Linked DNA regions of Homo sapiens: region 2 is linked to region 1. Evidence: read pairs that join two places in POLR2A ChIA-PET (ENCODE). Cell type or tissue: PC-3. All regions are shown on one strand. Links, peaks and the distances in the headings refer to the core of each region. The heading gives the core; the rest is flanking DNA.

Region 1 (5,380 bases), core at 314-5,313:
AATACTATAGTAAATATATTGTATGTACTCGGATTACTGGAGATGCATTGTCAAAGTAGTCAAGTCAAGGACCATATTCAATATTGAAGTGGGTTTCAAAGATAATGAAACATAATAAGGACTCCAAAAATGCCACTAAAAGCAGATTCTCAATATTAGCTGTGCATCAAATTCACTTTAGTTCACTGAAAAATAACCTGTTGATTAAAATTCTGTTCCTCGTCATCATCAGGAAAGGATTTATGCTTTAAAGTTCCTATGCTATTTAATCTATTTTGCATTTCTCTGGCCATTGTGACTGAATTTCTCTTTCATGAGTAAATAGATAAGACTAAATGACAGCCATTTATAGCATCATTGCTGAGGACACAGCTGAGGGTCTGCCCAGCATGAACCACATGTTTGCAGAATGGTTGGTGGACAGCAGGTCCCAGCGTGGGATATTAGGTATGAGTGTCACCATGTGTCTCAGTAACACAGAACGGTATCCTTGGCAATGTACTCTGTGACCTCCACAAAACATTAGATATGCTGCATCAGCTTGACTGCTGAAAATAGTAAGCCTGCCTGGCACGCATAATTCTGTGGCCATTCTGTGCTTTAACCAGTAGTCTTACAGCGAAGCTCTGACCTGAGGCATTCTGCTTATAGCACTAACAAAACTTTGCTTTCCAAGGGGTTAAAGAAATACTTTCAAAACATGTGGCCTCACTTCCACTTAATTGCTGTAGGGACTCTCTGGTTTCAACAGGAGCCTTTGAATCTGAAGTTTAAGCCTTGCTTTTGTTCTATCAGCCCTCTTTTCCTTCAGTGATATGTTTTGCATTAGCGTTGCAGTGGAGTAGACACTAGCCTGTATTGATTTTGGTTTGCATGCTTATGCTAAGGCAGAGGTGTTAATTTTGAGGAAGAATGAATCCTGGTTTGGACCTGTGCACTTGAGGAAAGGAGGAAATTATAATTTCCACCATCTGTAACAGTGGCCCTGCTCCGAACATTTTGTGGCAAAGAAATGTTTAGTAGGTAGCTCTGGGCGGACAAGAGGGATTCAAGAATCAATAACATTTAGGCAAAGGTTAAAGACAGAAGGATGAATGGCACCGCCCAACAAAAATAGACTGATGAGAGTTATTGGCCATGGGGTGTGACTTGGAGAAACTGTCGTTTAAGGATTGGGGGAGAAAAAGGGACTCAGGAAGAGGACTGAGAAAAAGAAACAGAGAAACAGTGGAAAGTGGAGCATTCTAGCATCCATTTGAAGGAGAGTGCAGAAATAGGAGGTAATGAACTGTGTCAAATGCAGGTAGAGATTTAGCACATTGCAAGAACTGAAAAGTGTCCCTTGGATTAGCAAGTAAGGAATGATTGTTGACCGTAAGAGGATTTGTACCAGATGGTGAGAATTGAAGTCAGATTGTGAGGGGGATCAAACAGGAGGAGAGAAATAAAGACTGTGATTATGATCAACTCTTGTGGGCAGGAGAGCTGAGAAAGAAGAGGAGAGAATGTGTGGCTCAGGGAGCCACACAGTCCTTGGAGGACTGTTCGTTAGGGTAGAAATGTTTTTTGTCTTGTTTATAGGACAAGGAGAAGACTGGTGAGAAAAAGATGAAGACAGAGACAGAGAAGAGAGGGGAAAATAAGTGTGAAGTCTTGGAAGTTAGGAAGGGATGACTTTGACAAGGAAGGAGAGACTTCTTTTGTCCTCGGAGCAGGGGAAAGGAGACGGAACACAGGAGTGTATAAAAAAGGAATGGAGTATTGACAGTGCCGTTTCTGGAGGCCTTGACTTTCTCAGGGCAGCAGCAGGCAAGGATGTCTGAGAGTAAGTGGGAGGGGTGTCACAGAGAGAATATGAAGAGAGAAGCAGGAGGTTGGATTTGTTGTTGAGGGGAATGGGATAAAATTATGGCCTCAGTGAGGACTCAGCTGAATTTGGAAACAATGAATTTATAAGGGAGCCAACATGTTCCACTGGGTGATCAACAGGTTAAAAGTTTGGTGTGAGGTCCAAGAACTAGTGCATTTTGAGGGTGAGCAAGAGCCTGATGGATAATGTGTTCGGCCATGGAATATGATACTGGATTATCTACAGTATCACTGCAGGTAATGACAAGATTCAAAGTGGGTCTCCAGAGTGGTGTGGTGCCTGGCCTCAAAGGAAGGGGAAGTAGATGGCTTTTATAGGGTTTGATGTCAAGGATGTCGAAAACCATTGCCACCTCAGAAACCTTTATTCTTATTAGGTATTTACCAGAGCCTGAAATTCCTTGAGGGGTGCCTTATAGCAAGCAGCCTTTCATTTATAGTAAACTGGAAATATATTTGAGACTGGGGATATTTTAATCTCCAATGATTTCTACCTAAGCGTGAATGAAACATGAAAGGAGCAGTTCTAAGAAATAATTATTGGTTGGTTTGTTGATAGGGGTGGGAGCAAATGGAGAGGCTGAGATGGGCACTGAGTATGAGAAAAAGAAACGTTAGCTGCTGAGCTGAATTCTGCTTTGTCAAACTTTTCTAAACACTGCTCCATCTGGAAATGTAACACAATTAACAACATCTTCACAGATGCAAGACAATGATCTTGCAAGTGCCCCACTCAAATTATTATTATAAGTTGTATAGAGATACACACAGTTCGGGGGTTTAGAAACCACAGAGAAACAAAATTTGACGATTGGCAATACATTGGATTTAGGGGAATTACCATTGGATTTGGTTTTATATTACATTTTAGTGTCCAAGATTGCATATTTTACAATACTAGTTTTTTTTACTTAAGGAAAGAAAATATGAGACATCTTAATACCAAAAGGAAAATTAAGAGTGGAATTTGAGTGATGTGGAATTTGACAGTGAAGTAAATAAAAAGAAGGACCTCTGAGATAAGATTTTCTGGCAGAAAAAAGCAAGGCTCTTAGTAGCAAATTTTAAATGAGTAATGGTCAAGGAAAATAACGTGAAACAGATTCTCTCATAAGCTTGGATGAGAAAACACAGAAAGGAATAATGCAAGGTCAGGCTGAAATGAACTGTAATTAGAGTCTGTGAAATCGCACAACCAGAGTATTGTCACATGGTGTTTGTGTTTTGATTTCAGTATCTTGGCAGTTAGATAGGACCTAGTCAGTAATTCTTAGGTGGGTTAAGAACTTTCTAGACATAAGGCAACGGGAATGAGGAAACTGAAAGAGGAGTCAGACGAGTGTTCAGAGGAGGCAGGCACTTCCCAAAGGCTACTGCTATTCAGTGACATCACGGAAGTACCTAATTTAGAGGTTCTTAGATCCTCAAACCAAGATATGGTTATCTACAGGAATGGGACAGTTTCTGCATTAGGGGTTATGTAGATAAGGAAAATCTCCAAGTAATGTTAGCCAGTGTAGGACTTTCAGATCTTCTCCAAACCAATGTATGGCAATCAGCCTCTCCTACCAAAACGATGGCTTTGAAGTTTACTGTCGTGTCTCCTCTTTCTATGCACCAGTGGTGATGCCAATAAGCAGTGAATTTTCAGACAACAGAAGGCAAGAGAAAAATAGTCCATGTCTAATTGGCTTGGCTGTCACTGGAAAAAACCAATAGCTGAGAAAGTCAACAGCATCAACAATCAATTTAGAAAATCTTTTTTAAAAAATCATTGCCATCTTTTTCTAGATTTAACTATGATATGTAATCACTATGTAAAAATAAAAATTAAAAAATATATAAAGGGGCAAATAAAATCATGCATAGCAGTCCACTCAGAGACTGTTAGCATTTGGTTGACATTCCTCTAGTAATTTCTCTGTATGTTGATATGTATGTAAATGACATGGTTGAGGTTACACTGTGCATCACTTTTCCAGCCTTCATTTTCCCTGGACCTTGATCATGAGGACTTCCGTATATTGTTAAGTATTCTTCGCAAATGCTATTTTGATGGCTGTATACCCTTTTCCCACATCAATGTGCAATAAATTGCTTAACTGCATTCCTGTTGCTGGGCATTTGGGTGGTTGCTATTTTTAAGCTACTATAAATCAACTTGTGATGAGCAATACTGCACATAAACCTTCTTTTTTTCCTGATCATTTTTTAGGACAAATTCCCAGCAGTAAAGTTGCTAGATCAAAGAAAACCCACATTTTTAAGGTTTTTGAGACGTGTTGTCAGGTCCTCCTCATAAAGGTTGTAATACACACTTTGCATGTGTAAAGTATTATAAGGGACCCAAGGGGAGATACTGGATTATAAAAGCCAATGGCTATTAGGTCATTAGCTTAAAGAGCTATTTTTAAAGTTCTGTGTCCTGGACCTTTGCCATAAGCTCCCGTCTATAATACAATTAGGAAGACAAATCTCTCTTATATGCCATCTGTGAGGGAATTTGTGCTAAATTATTCAAACAAAACTCTTTCCTATAATGCAAACTCAGGCGGCAGGAAATATCATGGGTTTTGTTGAACTAGGTTTATTCCAGGCAGAGCTTAAGTACAGAATCAGGTGGGATCTGGCAGGGGTCATCAAGTAAAAGTCTCAGAAAGATAAAATGTGTTGAAGGTGTGAAGAGGACCATCTTGATTTTGACTTATATCCTTGAAGATCCCCTCCCCTCCCCTCCCCTCCCCTCCCCTCCCCTCCCCTCCCCTCCCCTCCCCTCCCCTCCCCTCCCCTCTCCTTTTTTGAGACAGAACCTTGCTGTGTCGACCAGGCTGGAGTGCAGTGGCACAATCTCAGCTCACTGCAAGCTCCACCTCCCGGGTTCAAGTGATTCTCCAGCCTCAGCCTCCTAAGTAGCTGGGATTACTGCCACCACACCTGGCTAATTTTTTTGTATTTTTCATGGAGATGAGGTTTTACCATGTTGGCCAGGCTGGTTTCAAACTCTTGACCTCAGGTGATCCACCTGCCTCAGTCTCCCAAAGTGCTGGGACTACAGGCATGAGCCACTGTGCCCATCTCTTTTCATATTTTAGGATCCAGACTCATCCCTGGGAGACAAGCACAGGCTACAAACCTATCAGCTTAACCATCATCCCTGTCATTGTTTTAATGTGTTGAATGTAAGCTATTAAGACTTCAAATGTGGCTCGAGTATTCTATTACGCTGTTTGCTTTTTGCTTTCTGGAAAACATTTATGAGACTGTGTAAGGGAGCGAAATAGGTTGGGCACTTGGGGGTAGGTTTAAATCCCATCTCTACCACTTGCTGGCCGTATGACCTTGGAGAAATCATTTTACCACTCTGAGCTTTAGGTTTTAATTTCCTCATCTGTCAGTTAGGAACCACTGAATTCATCTTGGAGGGCTGTTGTGAGAATGAAAAGAATAATGTCTGTGAAATACTCAGCACAATTTCATTTCTATGGCTTTTTAAATCCTACTGATGCACTCC
Region 2 (5,380 bases), core at 262-5,261, 160 kb before region 1:
CTAATGCCTGACTTGATCCTTACCGTAGTGATTAGAGTCAGATGTTTAGACACGCTAGACTAATCTAATGCACTTTGACTTGGCCGCAGCTAAGACTGTAAATCCGTATGTCAGATACCGGGCGATTGACATTTTTGTTATGACCGTAAATTATGCTGGACCTGGAGCCTGATGTAAAATTATGCATTATGTCACTGTGTCAACTACTCATCATGGAAGACTTTGTCTAATGTTGGTCCTGAGTGTGAAATTTCATACTCCTAGAATGCCAATTTCAAATTTAGATGTCACCCATGATGATAAGGTTTTATAATTTGTGCTTTAAAGCAACTTAAATCTTACAAGTGGGTCTCAATATATAAAGAATAAAATTAATGCTTTTAAGGAATGTTGTACACGTATTGTGGTCACAATATCTTGAAAAGAAAATGTTGATAAAATGGAAAGTAAACACAATAGAGTGGTTAGGAACACGGACTCTGGAATCAAACCTTAGTTTGAGTCCAGGTCTTTCTTGCCGCTTATTAGATGTTTAATCTCTCTTAACCTCATCCCCCCTCCTCCATATATACTACAGGAATAACAATATAATACCTGTTTCATAGAGACATTGTGATGGTTAATTGAGGTGACGCATGTAAAGGCTTTAGGCTGGTACCTTGTGAGTGCTCAATAATTACTAGCTACAGTTAACAATAATAATAGAAATAAATATTAAGGGTACCACCCTTAACATCTCGAATTTGTAACCTTCCTGAAAATGCAGAGGGATTAATTTCTGTTGTTGTTTTGATGTTGATATTGTAGAACATATTAACTTTTGTCCTTTCGCTCCTGAAAGCCATGTGGAGAATGTCAGTAGTGTGTCCTGAAGATGTATTATTGGGAGGTGACCTGATAATGGATTTTTAAAACCATCTAGATAAATAGATAAAATAAAATTCTTTAAACTTTCCATCCCCTCTCTTGCCCCCTCCCCTCCTTGAAGAGAAATTTTATGGCAATAATATGTATATGATTTCCATGCTGGAACAAATAATCTAAATTATTTGAGGTTTTGAAGCAGCATGCTGCAGGAGAAAAAGGAGAGGCCCAGGAGTCTGAAACCCAGCCTTGCCCATACAGCTGTCGTCTGCTTTAGGAGACAGGTTTTGGAAGCATCACCAGCTCTGTGATGCTTCTGTGACCTTGGTTAGCTATTGTCCTTTATCTATGTGTCTGGTACTGCTATTTGTGTACATGTCCATTATTATGCTGGGAACACAGCGCGGTGGCTCACGCCTGTAATCCCAGCACTTTGGGAGGTCAGGGCAGGCAGATCGCGAGGTCAGGAGTTAGAGGCCAGCCTGACCAACACGGTGAAACCCCGTGTCTACTAAAAATAAAAAAAAATAGCTGGGCATGGTGGCACGCGCCTGTAATCCCAGCTATTCAGGAGGCTGAGGCAGGAGAATCGCTTGAACCCGGGAGGTGGAGGTTGCAGTGAGCCAAGATCACGCCATTGCACTCCAGCCTGGGTGAGAGAGTGAGACTCCGTCTCGAAAAAAAAAAAAGGAATAACTTGCCCACCGATTAAACTGTGAGTTCTTTGAGGGTATTTTATGTATAGTACTCAGGCTGGCGCTGAGTACTGACTTAGTAAAGATTTGTTGAGTGATTGTGTGACCAGCGTCAAGGTGTGGCTGTAGGCTTACTTTGCTGGGTGGTTTTGGGCAATTTATTTACTCTGAAACCCAATGAACCTCACACCTGATTTGTCTCCTGCAAATAGCTAATGTGAGCTCAAATGAATAAATGTAAATAGTTTCTGTAATTTCAAAATGCCAGGCAATAGAAGATTTTAAAACCTGGTCACGATAATAACAATAATATTGAAACCCAAGCTATAATATTTACCCTGGTATGCTTCATAATAGTGAGAACTGGAAACAACTGATATTTTCTGTGGCTCACGCTTGTAATCCCAGCACTTTGGGAGGCTGAGGTGGGTGGATCACTTGAGGTCAGGAATTTGAGACCAGCCTGGCCAACATGGTGAAACCTCATCTCTACTAAAAATACAAAAAAAAAAATTAGCTGGGTGTGGTAGCGGGCGCCTGTAATCCCAGCTGCTCAGGAGGCTGAGGCATGAGAATCTCTTGAATCTAGGAATTGGAGGTTGCAGTGAGTCGAGATCATGCCACTGCACTCCAGCCTGGGCAACAAACTAAGATTCCATCTCAAAAACAAAAAAAAAAAAAAGAAAATTTTATCACTAGGTTATTTGTTAAATCACTGATGCTACACACACACAATATAGTATTAGGCAGCTGATAATATTTACTGAATGTTTAAATTATGTGCTGTTCTACTGTGAATGAACTGGTCTAGGCAAACCTATCCCCAAAGGCCAAGGGAGCTGACAGGCCAAAGAAAGAAGCTGACAAACCTAGTTTCTCAGAAAGAAATAGGGACTTACAAATAGAACCAGTGTCTCCGGCAGCTGAGAGATGGTGGATCCCTGCACTTGGCCTGCAAAAAATATCTTTACATAGCAAGCTTTTAGGGCAAAGACATGTGCAACTGGTCATTTCTAAGACTTTTTTGTGAAATTTGTGACTTTTGGGGAGGTTAGATACCCATCTTTATGAGGGGTTATCTGTGCTATAGGCATTGCTTCTTTGTGAGGGGTTATCTATGCTATAGGCATTGTTTCTTTGTGAGGGGTTATCTATGCTATAGGCATTGTTTCTTTGTGAGGGGTTATCTATGATATGGGAACACATTGGTCATCACAGAGGTTTTGTTTCAAGATCGAGTCACTCCGGGTGAAAACAGCCTGTTTTCCTGCATGCACCAGGCCCTGTTCTAAGCATTGAACAAATATCTCATTTAATCTTTACAACACCCCTTTGAAATCCAGATCCAGAGTCCTCAGTTTACAGATGAAGTAGAAACTGTGTGACTGGCACAGGAAGAGGTGCGCTGTTTTGGGCATCAATCAGAAGCAAGCTGAAGAGCCATTTATTAAGCATAGGAAAAACAACCCTGATAGGCGATCCATCCAAGAATTAGTAGTCGTTATCTCTGGAGACTAGATTTCTGAGGGAGTTTCTTTCTACAGGGAGTCAGTGTTGCTCTGTTGCCCAGGCTGGAGTGCAGTGGTGTGATTTTGGCTCACTGCAATCTCCACCTCCTGGGCTCAAGTGATCCTCCCACCTCAGCCTCCCAAATAGCTGGGACTACAGGCACGTGCCACCATGCCTGGCTAATACTTTTGTATTTTTCTGTAGAGATGTGGTTTCACCATGTTGCCCAGGCTGGTCTTGAACTCCTGGGTTCAATAGAGCCGCCCACCTCAGCCTCCCAAAATGCTGGGATTACAGTTGTAAGCCACTGTGCCCAGCCTCTAGAGGGTATTTTAAAATTTGGTTTGAAAAATTTTTTTTACAATGAGCATGTATTATTTTATATTTAATGAAATAAAGCAATAAATGATCATTCACTTTGGAACTATCCATTTTCTTAAAAAGAAGTAGCCAAGAAATGAAATGTTAACATAACTGAAATGTTAATGTAATTATTTGTCATTTTGGCAATGAAAGTTGTTTAATTCGAGCTAAAATAGTGCATTTGAAACAAAAGAGAGCTGCCCCTACCCACTACTTTTCTTGTTTTCTGGGTCTCAGCAATTCACTTGCATTTGACTTTCATTTATCATATTTGTGAGGATAGGTGAAGTTTTAGCGAATAAGTCATGTAGTATTAAATCTCAGTGACTGTAAAAAAGACTACAGCTTTCCAGCCAGAAATGCCTCTTTCCATAAGGGAACAAATTCTCTGACTTTCAAAAATTTAATATAACAAAAGACTCTATTCTAGATTGTATGGAAGTTGTAAATTTTAATTACATCTGCGTTTTTCTCCATTCACCTGGTGTGAAGAGGGAGGGACTCAACCTGGGTGAGCAGCTATTTAAGCATCTGGCACAGGAATCTTGGTCAGCCACATGCATGTACAGGACTATAAAAAAGTCCAGGTTTGCGTTGGGAGTCCATCACTAAGTGTTTATGTGCCAGTGAAGTCACCAGGCCTTCAACACCCACAGCCAAGAGCTGTGCCGAGAGAAGCAGGCTGCCGCTCCTGCAGTCTGGTTGACAAGCCTCCGTGCCCGGCACCTGCGCCTTGTTGCCTGTGGGATTCCAACTCTGATTGTTGCCTCAGAAACTGTTGTTACCACAGAACTTTCTCACACTCACTGGCCCAGACGTTTGCAGAATTCCAGGGCTAGTGTGTGGTTAGGCAGCCAAATTCCAATTTTAGAATGCTGCTTGTGACCATGAAACTCTGTTAACTCAGGCTTTTAAAGGGCTGACACGGTGAGAGATAGAGAGAGAGAGAGAGAGAAACTGTGTTGGGGAGGAAACAGTATGAAGATGAACAAACAAGCAATTGTTTATTGTTCTCAACTAGAGAACAAACATATATTTTGATCTCCATAGGATATGAGTGTTAGCAGTGATAAAACATAGGTATTTGAAATGTGGAATGATGCTGGAATCTTAAGTCATCCACATTTCACAAAGGATTGTGTTAAAATTCTTTCAGAAAGGTAGAGGGCTTATTTCACTTCTGAATTTCCAGTCACTTCACAATCTGCCTCAGTAAAGTGTCTCAGAATTTTACATTTCTAAGTCACTACGTTTTGTTTTATTTTATTTTATTTTATTTTATTTTATTTTATTTTATTTCATTTTATTTTATTTAATTTTATTATTTTGAGACGGAGTCTAGCTCTGTTGCCCAGGCTGGAGTGCAGTGGCACAATCTCAGCTCACTGCAACCTTCGCCTCCCGGGTTCCACAGATTCTCCTGCCTCAGCCTCCCGAGTAGCTGGGAACACAGATGCCCACCACCACATCCTGCTAATTTTTGTATTTTTAGTAGAGACGGGGTTTCACTGTGTTGGCCAGGCTGGTCTCAAACAGGAGTTTGTGATCCGCCCACCTCGGCCTCCCAAAGTGCTGGGATTACAAGCGTGAGCCACCATACCCGGCCAAGTCATTAAGTTTTTTTTAATGCCTACAATAACCCTTTCTCCTTGTGAAGCTTATGGAAGAGCCTACATTTTCTTCCTTTCCTTTCCCCTTCCTTCCTTCCTTCCTTCCTTCCTTCCTTCCTTCCTTCCGTCCTTCCTTCCTTCCTTCCTTCCTTCCTTCCTCCTTCCTTTCTTCCTCCTTCCTTCCTTCCTTCCTTCCTTCCTTCCTCCTTCCTTCCTTCCTTCCTTCCTTCCTTCCTTCCTTCCTCCTTCCTTTCTTCCTCCCCTCCTTCTTTTCTTCCTTCCTGCCCTTTTCCCTCCTCTCCTTCCTTTCTTCCTCTCTGCCTTCCTCCTTTCTTCCCT

The links. Peaks named below come from ENCODE experiments on the same cell type or tissue, not always from the same donor. Only the 100,000 strongest peaks of a DNase experiment are listed, where the experiment ranks them.
Region 2: POLR2A ChIA-PET joins it to region 1 with 5 read pairs; 3 of 35 experiments call an interaction of 5 or more read pairs at or near these places.

Annotation. Positions count from the first base shown.
Region 1 is chr4:41,569,643-41,575,022 of GRCh38, forward strand. All of the region lies in intron 1 of LIMCH1 (LIM and calponin homology domains 1), which reads left to right. It overlaps LOC105374423 (a long non-coding RNA gene), which reads right to left. Exons shown (of 4, transcript XR_001741667.2): 1 at 1-5,380. Among named protein-coding and RNA genes, the nearest start is that of LIMCH1, 34 kb to the left of the region's middle. In PC-3, for the core only: no CTCF peak of the experiment used is centred there; no DNase peak of the experiment used is centred there; H3K27ac peaks cover 1,256 bases.
Region 2 is chr4:41,414,437-41,419,816 of GRCh38, forward strand. It overlaps a transcript of LIMCH1 not described here. Among named protein-coding and RNA genes, the nearest start is that of LIMCH1, 120 kb to the right of the region's middle. In PC-3, for the core only: no CTCF peak of the experiment used is centred there; no DNase peak of the experiment used is centred there; H3K4me3 peaks cover 648 bases.